2 separate regions of the Homo sapiens genome follow, and region 2 is linked to region 1. A link is a contact called in ENCODE Hi-C or POLR2A ChIA-PET data. All regions are on one chromosome and are shown on one strand. The core of a region is the stretch at or near the end of the contact, and the rest is flanking DNA. Distances in the headings are between cores, read along the strand shown.

Region 1 (5,821 bases), core at 1,227-3,726:
ATTGATGAGCGAACCACAGAATGTTCAAACTATGAGGACACAGGATATCTTCCAGTTCACTCCCCTCACTTTAAGAGTACAGTGTTAGGACACCTGCCTGAAGTCATGCAGCTGCCTAGTTATCTTTCCAAATTGCCCCGCTGTCTTTAGTTTGTGTAATAATAAACCCCAAACTAAAATTCAACAAAAGCACTCACCCTTGCTAAATAAATCATGTCTATTCCTACCACTGAAGGGGAAAAGGTAACAAAGTTTGGTAGAAGTTGGGCTAGATCCTTCAGCACTGGCTTATTTAGAAATTTCAGAGGACTAGGTGAGGTGGCTAAGGCCTGTAATCCTAGCACTTTGGGAGGCCGAGGCAGGTGGATGACTTCAGCCCAGAGTTCAAGACGAGCCTGTACTTCCAGCTACTCGGGAGGGTGAGGTGGGAGGATGGCTTGAGCCTAGGATGTTGAGGCTGCAGTGAGCCGAGATTGCGCCACTGCACTCTGGCCTGGACAACAAACTGAGACCCTGGAAGAAAAGAAAAGAAAAGAAAGGAAAAGAAAAGAAAAGAAAAGAAAAGAGAAAAAAAGATCAGAGAACCTTTCTTACTGGAAGTCAACGTTGCCACGACAGGATTAAAGCAAGAAGAAACATTATGGGCCTCCTATCTCGTCCTTAATGTTCAAAACGCAGGGTATAGCAAAGCATATAGGAAGAGGTCGTCCTCACTCGTGAACTCAGCATCGGGTTCTACGTTTATTCTGCTTTGGTTCTTCTTAATCTGACCTCTATAGACTTCGCCACGATCCAAGGTGTAATTCCAACAGGCAAAAGAAGTCTAAGGATTGTCGAAAAGGTGGCTCCCTTCAGACAGACCAAGCCCAATTCATGGCAGCGTTCCCAGCCCCAGTTTGAAGCTCAGTAAGGTGGTCTCTTGCCTTTCTGAATTCTGAAAAAAGAGTGGTATTGGAATCTCTTCTTACCGGAACCCAGGAGAGGGCGAGCTGTGGTGCAGTCCTCATAAAGGGGAGAACTGTAGTTTTCAGAGTTCTAATGAACATCCCAATGGGCCTAAAAGGCTTCAATAAGAGATGAAAGGTTCCGGGTGAGAGTGGGCGTGGGCGAAGCTGATCCCTCTAGGTCGGACTAAGGCAGAGCCAGATCCAAGAGGGAGAATCCAACTGTAAAAGGGATCTGGGGAAGAAAGAGCTCTGTTGGGGGTGCAGCCGGATGAAGAACACCGGTGCTGCTCAGTGCAGCCCCTACCCATCCATGGCAAACAAAGGCAGCTGCCTCCCTTCCAGCCTTTTAGTTTGAATGAAGGCTCAGTATTACCTTTTAGGATCCACCCTTCCCTTCTCACGCACCCAATGAGGCCGGAGCCTCTTCCTGCCGGGAGGTGCTGAACTCTCCCAGGAAACGGACAGGTGCCGCGAGCCAATGGAGGGAGCTGCGGCGGGCCAGTGGGCGGGAAGAGTGGGTCGACCTGGGTTTGAGAATGACAGAGCCCGCAATGGGGGAGGGCACGGTGCGACGGCGGCGCAGGGGGTGAGAGGGACCTGCGAGACGGCCAGCTAGGCTGCCCCAACCACGGCGGAGGAACCGGGGACTGGGCGGCCGCAGCCAATGGGAAGGCAGCGGGCGCGGGGCGGGGCGGGCGTGGGGCGGAGCCCCCTGGGGTCCGCAGGGCTGGGGCGGAGCCAGGCCCGCGTCAGGTGGTCCCGGCGAGCTGGCGGTGCGGGGGGCGGGGCACGGCACGGCGCGGAGAGGAGAGCGGCGGCCGGCTGGCAGCGGCGGGCACCGGCTGCGCGAGCAGGTACCGGCGGCAGAGGTGACGAGGCCGCCCCCGGGGGGGCGAGCGGGCAGGCGGGGACTCGGCCCGCTGCGCCCCTAGGCTGCGCGAAGAGCTCGCGCTCGGCGCTCTTCTCGTACCGCGGTAACAGCGCCGGCGAGCCGGCTCTCCCAGCCCTGCCAGCCCGGGCCCTACCTGCGGCCGCCGTCGTTGGGGGGGGGTCCTCCCAGCTCTGCGGAGGCGCATGAACAATAGGCGGCGGCGGCTCCTGCGGGCGGCGGCGGCCCCGCACCCTATGGATCGGCCGCTCCATGGAGCCCTCCAGAGCGCTTCTCGGCTGCCTAGCGAGCGCCGCCGCTGCCGCCCCGCCGGGGGAGGATGGAGCAGGGGCCGGGGCCGAGGAGGAGGAGGAGGAGGAGGAGGAGGCGGCGGCGGCGGTGGGCCCCGGGGAGCTGGGCTGCGACGCGCCGCTGCCCTACTGGACGGCCGTGTTCGAGTACGAGGCGGCGGGCGAGGACGAGCTGACCCTGCGGCTGGGCGACGTGGTGGAGGTGCTGTCCAAGGACTCGCAGGTGTCCGGCGACGAGGGCTGGTGGACCGGGCAGCTGAACCAGCGGGTGGGCATCTTCCCCAGCAACTACGTGACCCCGCGCAGCGCCTTCTCCAGCCGCTGCCAGCCCGGCGGCGAGGACCCCAGTTGCTACCCGCCCATTCAGTGTAAGGCGAAGGCGGGGCCGGGCGGGGAGGGGGAATGACGGAGGCCTGGGGGGCGGTCGGGGAAGGGGGGAGCACTGCGCGAGGGCTGGGATGAGGGCGGGGGGTGGGGAGGACGATTGACCTGGGTGTGGGTGGCGCGCGCTTAGGCTGCCCGGGCTTTGCTTGCTGGATAAGCTCGAGACGCCTCAGGCCCTGCCCGCACTTCAGACGCTTGGGCTTCTTCACCTTCAGTTGGCCACCTCAGCAGTGGCTCCCGATTTCCACATCCTGAAGTCCCAGTCTGAGAATTTGCCAGTTTCCCAGTCCCTTCTCTTACCCACCCCCCCGCCGCCCCCCATTCCCAATCTGGAAGTGTTTATGGCAAGATGGTGGTTAGTGTCCTAGCCTTAGTCCCCAAATCAGGGACCTTGCCACCACCTCTTCTAACGCCTGTCCCCGCCTCCTAAAGGCATTTGCTTTCAAAGAGATGGGGGTGTCTCCGCAGGGCTGAGCTGGCTCACAAGTCCCGGAAGCATGTGTGAACTCAAGGCTCAGTTGCCTGTAAAATGTCGGGTTGATTTCTTGGATCCTATTTCTTATATCTCAGAAGTTGTACCTTTAGGAGTCTCACTGATTAATGTGCTAAGAGGGATGTGTGTGTTGAGAGTGGGGGTGAGACAAGTGATGATTAGAGAGGAAAAAGTATGTCGTTCCCCCATGGGAGATCAGGATTGCAAGGTACAGTGGCTGAATCCCAGTCCTTTGACAGTGAGGCTGTTTGGGAAATACATTTTCTTCTTTCTTCTCATTCTAGATCCTTGCCTATCTTTGGAACTGGTCAAATCTCAGGGGGACCATGCTCAGGGGTCCCTCCCAGGGCCTTTCTCCCAGTGTCCTGGTTTCCGTCAATTTTCCAGGAGCCCCATATTTCATACCCTATAATGAAATCTTCTTTTTTTTTCAAGGGAGTTAAATTGCCATCACAATCCCTTAATCATACTAGTTTATTTCAGAAAAAAACATGTAAATATCTCTTTAGTGCAGTTTACACTATTTTGTATTTGAGAGTTTCCATAATCTCTTATCTGTTAAAAAGGTATTGTTAATATGTATTAATTACTGTTTATTCCTTATTTTGTATACTTTCATCTTAGTTGATTTTTTAAAACGTCATTAGCAAGGACCAACTTTAAATATTTAAATATTAAGATTTCCTTTGTAACAGTTACGTTTTTGGCTCTGTAAGTTATTTTTTACCCCAGCAATTGTGTTACTTTAATCTTGAGTTTTTTTGTTTTTTTGAGACAGTCTCGTTGTCTCCCAGGTTGGAGTTCAGTGGTGCAATCTCAGCTCACTGCAACCTCTGCCTCCCGGGTTCAAGCAATTCTCCTGCCTCAGCCTCCTGAGTAGCTGGGATTACAGGCGCCCGCCACCATGCCTGGCTAATTTTTGCATTTTTAGTAGAGATGAGGTTCACCATATTGGCCAAACTGGTCTCGAACTCCTGACCTCAAGTGATCCGCACGCCTCGGCCTTCCAAAGTGTTGGATTACAGGCGTGAGCCACCGTGTCTGGCCTATCTTTAGATGTTTTTTAAAAACTAGCACATAATATCAAAATCATAGCCTCTTCGCTTGTTTTTCTGCTCTTCTTTTTCTGTTGGTGTTTTGACTATCAAATCGATGTTCAAATCTTTAGGTTCCCCCTCTCCCTCTCATTCAGTTTAAAACTTCATTTTTCTTCATTTTGATCTTTAAAATGCCTGGAGGTAGCAAATTACTTTAAATTGTTTCCAGATACTACATCTTTTTGGGACTAGTTTGGTAGCCTTAAGGCTAAGCATCCTGGCATAGTGTTTTGAAAGTGTTGAAAATGAACTTGGTCATATATTGGAAGAAATATGAATAGCCTGGCATGTTAGAAAACAGTGTCATTTTAAACATAAGTCAGATTTTGATTCTGTGGGTGAAGTTTTGTGATTTTGTTTTCAGGGACAGCTAATGTCAAAGCAGAAGAGCTAGGTGAGGTTCGTGATCAGGAACTCGGTTTCTTCAATATCTTGTGCTCTGGCTGCTAGAGCAGTCAAGAGTCAGTATGACTTAGGCTGAAAAACTGTCCACAGAGCTAGGCATGGCAACAGCGTGCTACTTTTTCATTTGGTGGCCAGGACTTATCTTCATTGTCATACAAGTTATCTTGGATAGAGTGGATTCCTAAATCTGGAACCCAGATGTTGAGAAAGTAGGAAGTAACTTGTTCTAATGGAAAGAATTAACTTGAAGAATATGGCATTTGAAAGACCTGACACGTTCTTTTATTTGGCCTCACTAGGAGTTCTGATCTTGACTAGAATTAATTTTTGATAATTCAGAAAATTTAGTTTCAGTCAAAAACTAATTATTGAGTACCTAGTGAGTGATAGATACTGTACACTGTGTTAAGTACCAGGACATAAAGAAGTGATAAGATCAGAAGTTGCTTATAAGTTACATGAGGGAGATTAAGTATGTAAATATAAAACTTCAGTGCAGTGCCTTGGTTCATCAGAGGGTGAACATGGGCGGTCATTGAAGTCTATGTGCTCTACCAGATCAGTTTGTGTCACTCGGAAAGTGAAGACGATTGACAAACCTTGTCTCCGAAGACTTGGAATGAAATTGAGCCACTGACACTTCATCGCCAGAGTTACCCTTTTGAACTTCTCCTCTGAGCATGTGTTGTGACGTTGCATTCTGGACCATGAATAGAAGACATTAAGTCAAGCAATACTGTTCAGCTTTAGTTTCATATTATTGCTTCTTAAAGTGAAAATTTAGCTTCAAACTTTATTTAAAAGCTTTTTTTGTTTTTTTAATTTTTAGAGACAGGTTTTCACTCTGTCGCCCAGGCTGAAGTGCAGTGGCATAATCATAGCTCATTGCAACCTTGAACTCCTGGGCTCAAGAGATCCTCCCACCCCAGCCTCCCAAAGAAGCTGGGACCAGAGGCGCATGCCACCATGCCCAGCCAATTATTTTTATTTACTTTTTTAACAGAGGTGAGGTCTTGCTTTGTTGCCCAGGCTGGTTTCAAACTCTTGGCTTCAATCATTCCTCCCACCTCAGCCTTCCAGAGTGTTGGGATTATAGGCATAAGCCACTGTATCTGGCCTCAAACTTTATTCAAAACAGAAGGGGAAATTACTAAATATTATGACAAAGAAAACATATAAAAATGATATTATAAATCATTTTACATTCATATAATGCTTTAATCCTCTCCATTGTAGGTACTTGTTAGAGTTTAGCTGTCTATGGATGACAAGTATAAATAACCCAGGAGCTCATCCATCGTCTTTATTTTAGTGAA
Region 2 (5,300 bases), core at 2,382-4,881, 2.3 Mb before region 1:
CCTATATACCTTTGTATAATTATAAAGAATCTTTCCCAATAAGTTATTTAATTTCAATAACTCTATAAGGGAGATATGATTATTCAAAATCATTGTCTAAAATTCTGAGGAAATGGACAGAATACAACTAATTTTTAATGAAAAATGATTATTTACGTCTAATTAATTTGTAAATCACTTGTTATATTTAGCATTGCCTGCAGTCTTTCTTTTGCTTTGATCAACTTAAACAAGAAACCGTACAAGGCGTTGTGAAAAGCCAATACTAATACCTTTTTCCTCACTCTCATCCAAGCAAGAGTATTAATATCTTTCAATCAACAAACATTTACTGGGTTTCTTCTATATAAGCACACACTTGATGAGGGTTGGGAATTCTAATTAATCAGGTATTACTTCTGTTTACTTAAGGAGCTTACTATCTCTAGAGGGCAAAACAAGTAAATTTTTATACTGGTTAGATATTGAAATAAAAATATGTTAGGTATATTGTGTTAAAATAAATTATTCACATTGGTTTCATCTGTTTCTTTTTGCCCCCCTTTTTTTTCTTTTTTTCTTATGGAGTCTCGCTCTGTAGCCCAGTCTGGAGTGCAGTGGCATGATCTCGGCTCACTGCAACCTCCACCTTCTGGGTTCAAGCGATTCTCCTGCCTCACCTCCCGAGTAGCTGGGATAACAGGTACACGCCAACACACCCGGCTAATTTTTTGTATTTTTAGTAGACACAGGGTCTCACCATTTTGGCGAGGCTGGTCTCGAACTCCTGACCTCAGGTGATCTACCTGCCTCGGCCTCCCAAAGTGCTGGCAGATTACAGGTGTGAGCCACTGTGCCCAGCCTTTTTTTAAAAAAAAAACGAAGTCTCACTCTGTTGCCCAGGCTGGAGTGCAGTGGCGCGATCTCGGCTCACTGCAAGCTCCGCCTCCTGGGTTCACGCCATTGTCCTGCCTCAGCCTCCCGAGTAGCTGGGACTACAAGTGCCTGGCACCATGTCTGGCTAATTTTTTGTACTTTTAGTAGAGACGGGGTTTCACCGCGTGAGCCAGGATGGTCTCCATCTCCTGATCTGGTTATCCACCCGCCTCGGCCTCCCAAAGTGCTGGGTTTACAGGCGTGAGCCGCTGCGCCCGGCCACCCAGCCTCTTTTTACATTTTTTTTCTTTTTTTCTTGACAGAGTCTGGCTCTGTCGCCCAGGCTGGAGTGCAGTGGCGCGATCTCCGCTCACTGCAAGCTCCGCCTCCCGGGTTCACGCCATTCTCCTGCCTCAGCCTCCCGAGTAGCTGGGACTACAGGCGCCCGCCATCACGCCCGGCTAATTTTTTTTTTTTTGTATTTTTTAGTAGAGATGGGGTTTCACCGTGTTAGCCAGGATGTCTCGATCTCCTGACCTCATGATCCGCCCGCCACGGCCTCCCAAAGTGCTGGGATTACAGGGGTGAGCCACCGCGCTCGGCCTTTTTTTACCTTTAAAAATGTGTTTATGGCTAGGCACAGTGGCTTGTGCCTGTATCCCACCACTCTGGGAGGCCAAGGCGGGAGGATCACTTGACTCCAGGAGTTCAAGACCAGCCTGGGCAACATAGTGAGGCTCCCATCTCTAAAAAAATAAATAGCCGGCCGGGCAGGGTGGCTCACGCCTGTAATCGCAGCACTCTGGGAGGCCGAGGCGGGCGGATCACGAGGTCAGGAGATCGAGACCATACTGGCTAACACGGTGAAACCCCGTGTCTACTAAAAATACAAAAAAATTAGCCGGGCGTGGTGGCGGACGCCTGTAGTCCCAGCTGCTGGGGAGGATGAGGCAGGAGAATGGCGTGAACCCGGGAGGCGGAGCTTGCAGTGAGCTGAGATCGCGCCACTGCACTCCAGCCTGGGCGACAGAGCCAGACTCCGTCTCAAAAAATAAATAAATAAATAAATAAATAAATAAATAAATAAATAATAGTATGTTTATTAGAAAATTTAAAATAGGGATAATCACCTTGTGGTTCTCCCAGTCTGCATGCTAATAAATTTGTATGCCTTTTCTCCAAAAGAAAAACAAAACAGGTTTTTTTTTTTTTTGAGACAGTCTCACTCTTTTGCCCAGGCTGCAGTGCAGTGGCATAATCTTGGCTTACTGCAACCTCCTTCTCCCGGGTTCAAGTGATTCTCCTGCCTCAGCCTCGCTTGGGAGCAGCTGGGACTACAGGCGCGCGCCCCCACGCCCAGCTAATTTTTTGTAGAGCCGGGGTTTCGCCGTGTTGTCTGGTCTCGAACTCCTCAGCTCAAGGATCCGCCCCGCGGCCTCCCAAAGTGCTGGGATTACAGGCGTGAGCCACCGCCCCGGGCCTCACATTTTATTTCTATTGGCTAGCGCTGCTCTAAATCTTCTGTTCCTTCTGCTACACCAGGCCTAACACTCAAAATCCCTGCCAACCTTTTCCTTCCTGAAGCTTCCCTCCCCTTCCTCAGCTCTGGCGACCCTGCGCTGTGGTGGTTCTCCAACCACACTCATTCTCCTCAGCTGGCTCCTTGCTCTTCTTCCACCCCCTCGTTGCAAGTGTTCCTAAGTGTTTGCCTTGGCCTCCTCTTCCCCTTCCTTAGCTTAGACTTCTCCACTGCTCCAACATCAACTGGAAATCTATGGAATTGATTCCTGTTTTCAGCTCCAGTCCTGTTCACAGGGCATTTTCACCTGCTGGCACTTCCAAAGTGACACTTCCAAACCACTTCCTCGCCCTCCTCTCTAAACCAGGTCTTTCTTCCTAACTTCCTTATTTCTGAGAATGTCTCTGCCATGTTCTAAACTGAAAACCTCCTAGTCAACTTCACACTTTATTCCCTGATCCTCAATTGGTTCCCATGTCCCGTTAGTGTTTCTTGTAAGCCTCTGCCACCACCGCAGATCGAACTCTAATCACATCTCACCTGAATTATGGAAAAGTCACCTCAATTCTCTCACCCATCCCAGCCTCCACTATGGATTAATATGCCTAAAGCAGAGCTGACCACAACGGTGAGAAGAATCTGAGAGGGAAGCAGCAGCAAACACAAGAGTCACTGGACATGCATGCCTCGAGACAGTCCCGACCAAGGAGAAAGCATCAGACCCCGTCTTCCGCCTCGAACAAGAGGCGTGCGGACTTCGCCCAGAATGCTCGTCGCCCCTGGACAAGGACACACCCGGGGCGTGAGGCGCGGAGTTTCACCAGTTGCTCAAGCAGACCCAGCCCAAGACGCTTCCTCTTTCTCCTACTCCACTCCAGTTCAGACGGCTACTAATCCCGGCCCAAGGCACCTGCGCCCTGAGACGTCTTCGAGCAAACAGCATTTCCGGACCAAGGCTCCCCGGAATCTCTCTCCACCCGGCCGCGCCCGAAGCCCGAGAAACGGGCCGCCCCTCCTGGTTTCCCACACGGGGTTCCCCAGCCCCAACCGGCCGCGCCCCGCCCCTCATCTTTTAGGACACCGGCTTCGCGGCCCGGGCGGCCACAAAGGGCCGGGCCCTGCCCGCGGCCGCCCATGTCCGCGGTGCCTTCCTGGCTTGCCCGGACTCCCCATCACGCACATACGCTTCCCCGCCGCCCCGCTGCCGCCGCGGCTCGTAGCTCAGGTTCCTTCCAGACCAGCCGCTGTTTTGTTTCCGATGTGAAACCGCGGACCCCGGAGCTGCCTGTCCCAGGCCCCGCCCGAGAACCCTCACCGTTGTCGTCATTTCCGGCTCTGGCGTCGTTGGCGGCCGGCCCACGGAGGAGGGGAGGAGCCAGGAGGAAGGGGGCGGGGCCTCCGGCCTGGAGAAACGATTGCGGGGAGAACCCAGAGCTCCACCTGGCCTTCCCCACCTGACGGAATCCGCCCAGAGCGCTGGCGTGGGTTGTCGGGGTTCTGAGGCTGCTCGAGCTGAGGACGAAAGCCCCTATATAAATTGGGCCCAGCGTGTGCTTCTCCCGGCATACAAGCGATGGCCATCCTAAATTTAACACCTGTCATTTCTTTAGGGTACCTATTTGCGAACCAGCTGCATCACAATCAAGAGAATGCTGTTAAAATCGCAAATATCTCTGCCCTCTCCCACCACTCAATGAATCAAAACTTCTGGTGGGTGGCGAGAACCTGAGAAACTGCATTTTAAACATCCTCCGCGATTCTTGGACTCCAACTTTGACAACCAGTCTTTCTAGGTGGCAAGCTAGCTGAGAGCAGAAAATGTGTCTGGTTTGCTGGGTCACTTGATTTTTGCATCTGCCTGCTCTTTGTCCAGTTTTGGTAAAGACAGTACCAATGTCTAATTCATTAGACAGCATACCACACTTACACATATATCCAAAAGCTAAAACTAAAAAATGAATACTACCTTATTTAATCAAGGTGAACGGAGAAATGTCAAACATGGGTATTCAAAAAACCGAAAATGAAATTAACGGTACATGGTATCTGGGCAAGTTACATTCTTCTAAAGTTTCTTTAAAAATCCACCCCCAAGCGGCCGGGTGCAGTCGCTCACGCCTGTAATTCCGGCACTTTGGGAGGCCGAAGCAGGCGGATCATGAGGTTGGGAGTTCTAGACCAGCCTAACCAACATGGTGAAACCCCGTCTCTACTAAAAATACAAAAAAATTAGCCGGGTGTGGTGGCGCGCTCCTGTAATCCCAGCTACTCGGGAGGCTGCAGCAGGAGAATCGCTTGAACCCGTGAGCTGAGATCACACCACTGCACTCCAGCCTGGGAGACAGAGCAAGACTCCATCTCAAAAAATAAAAATTAAAATTAAAAAATAAAATCCACCCCAAGCTATCCCTTCACATTCCTATCGCATCAATCTCCAATCCCTCCTCCCAACCCACTGCCAACCTTGTTCAAAAACATGAGATTCTAATACTTTTTACACACAAAAGCTTCATATTTAAGAACAAAAGTAATATTTTCCATTAGCAGAATGAAAGATAAGTTGTGGGAGAAGGTTGAACGAAAAAAGATGTTTTTAAAATTCTTCACCTCCCCCACTTTAACAAGAGTAGGGATTTTAGTTTGTTCATTTACAAGTGCTCATGCTTGTCAGCAGCACATATACATTTTACAAGTGCTGAGAACAGTGCCTGATACATAACAGTGCCTGATACATACAATAGTTCAGTATTGAACAAATACAGGCTAAAACCCATCTATTTGTGAACTACTTCAATCTGATTGCAGTCCGCTAATATTAATAGGATGTCTTAAAATGCTGATGAACTATTCTTAGAAACAATCTACAAAAATTTTGGGCAAAGATATTCATGGAATATTATATAGCAAAAAATTGGGAAACTAAATA

Evidence for each region. Hi-C counts contacts between places; a loop is a spot of excess contacts on that map. ChIA-PET counts read pairs that join two places held with the same protein, here RNA polymerase II (POLR2A). Pooled maps may share reads with other maps.
Region 2: a loop to region 1 is called in a pooled map, with 6 times the contacts of the local background. The contact joins the promoter of PSEN1 here to the promoter of MAP3K9-DT in region 1. A Hi-C loop is called at or near these places in 5 of 50 pooled maps. POLR2A ChIA-PET finds 5 or more read pairs at or near these places in 2 of 52 experiments (CD4-positive, alpha-beta T cell and Caco-2).

Annotation. Positions count from the first base shown.
Region 1 is chr14:70,805,439-70,811,259 of GRCh38, reverse strand. MAP3K9-DT (MAP3K9 divergent transcript) reads right to left here and starts at 2,476. Exons shown (of 2, transcript NR_184164.1): 1 at 1,973-2,476. MAP3K9 (mitogen-activated protein kinase kinase kinase 9) reads left to right here and starts at 1,747. Exons shown (of 12, transcript NM_001284230.2): 1 at 1,747-2,494. The coding sequence starts at 2,089. RefSeq lists a silencer at 1,546-2,185 and an enhancer at 3,126-3,185.
Region 2 is chr14:73,134,838-73,140,137 of GRCh38, reverse strand. It overlaps PSEN1 (presenilin 1), which reads right to left and starts at 3,631. Exons shown (of 12, transcript NM_000021.4): 1 at 3,555-3,631. RefSeq lists an enhancer at 3,172-3,281 and silencers at 3,452-3,511, 3,772-3,851.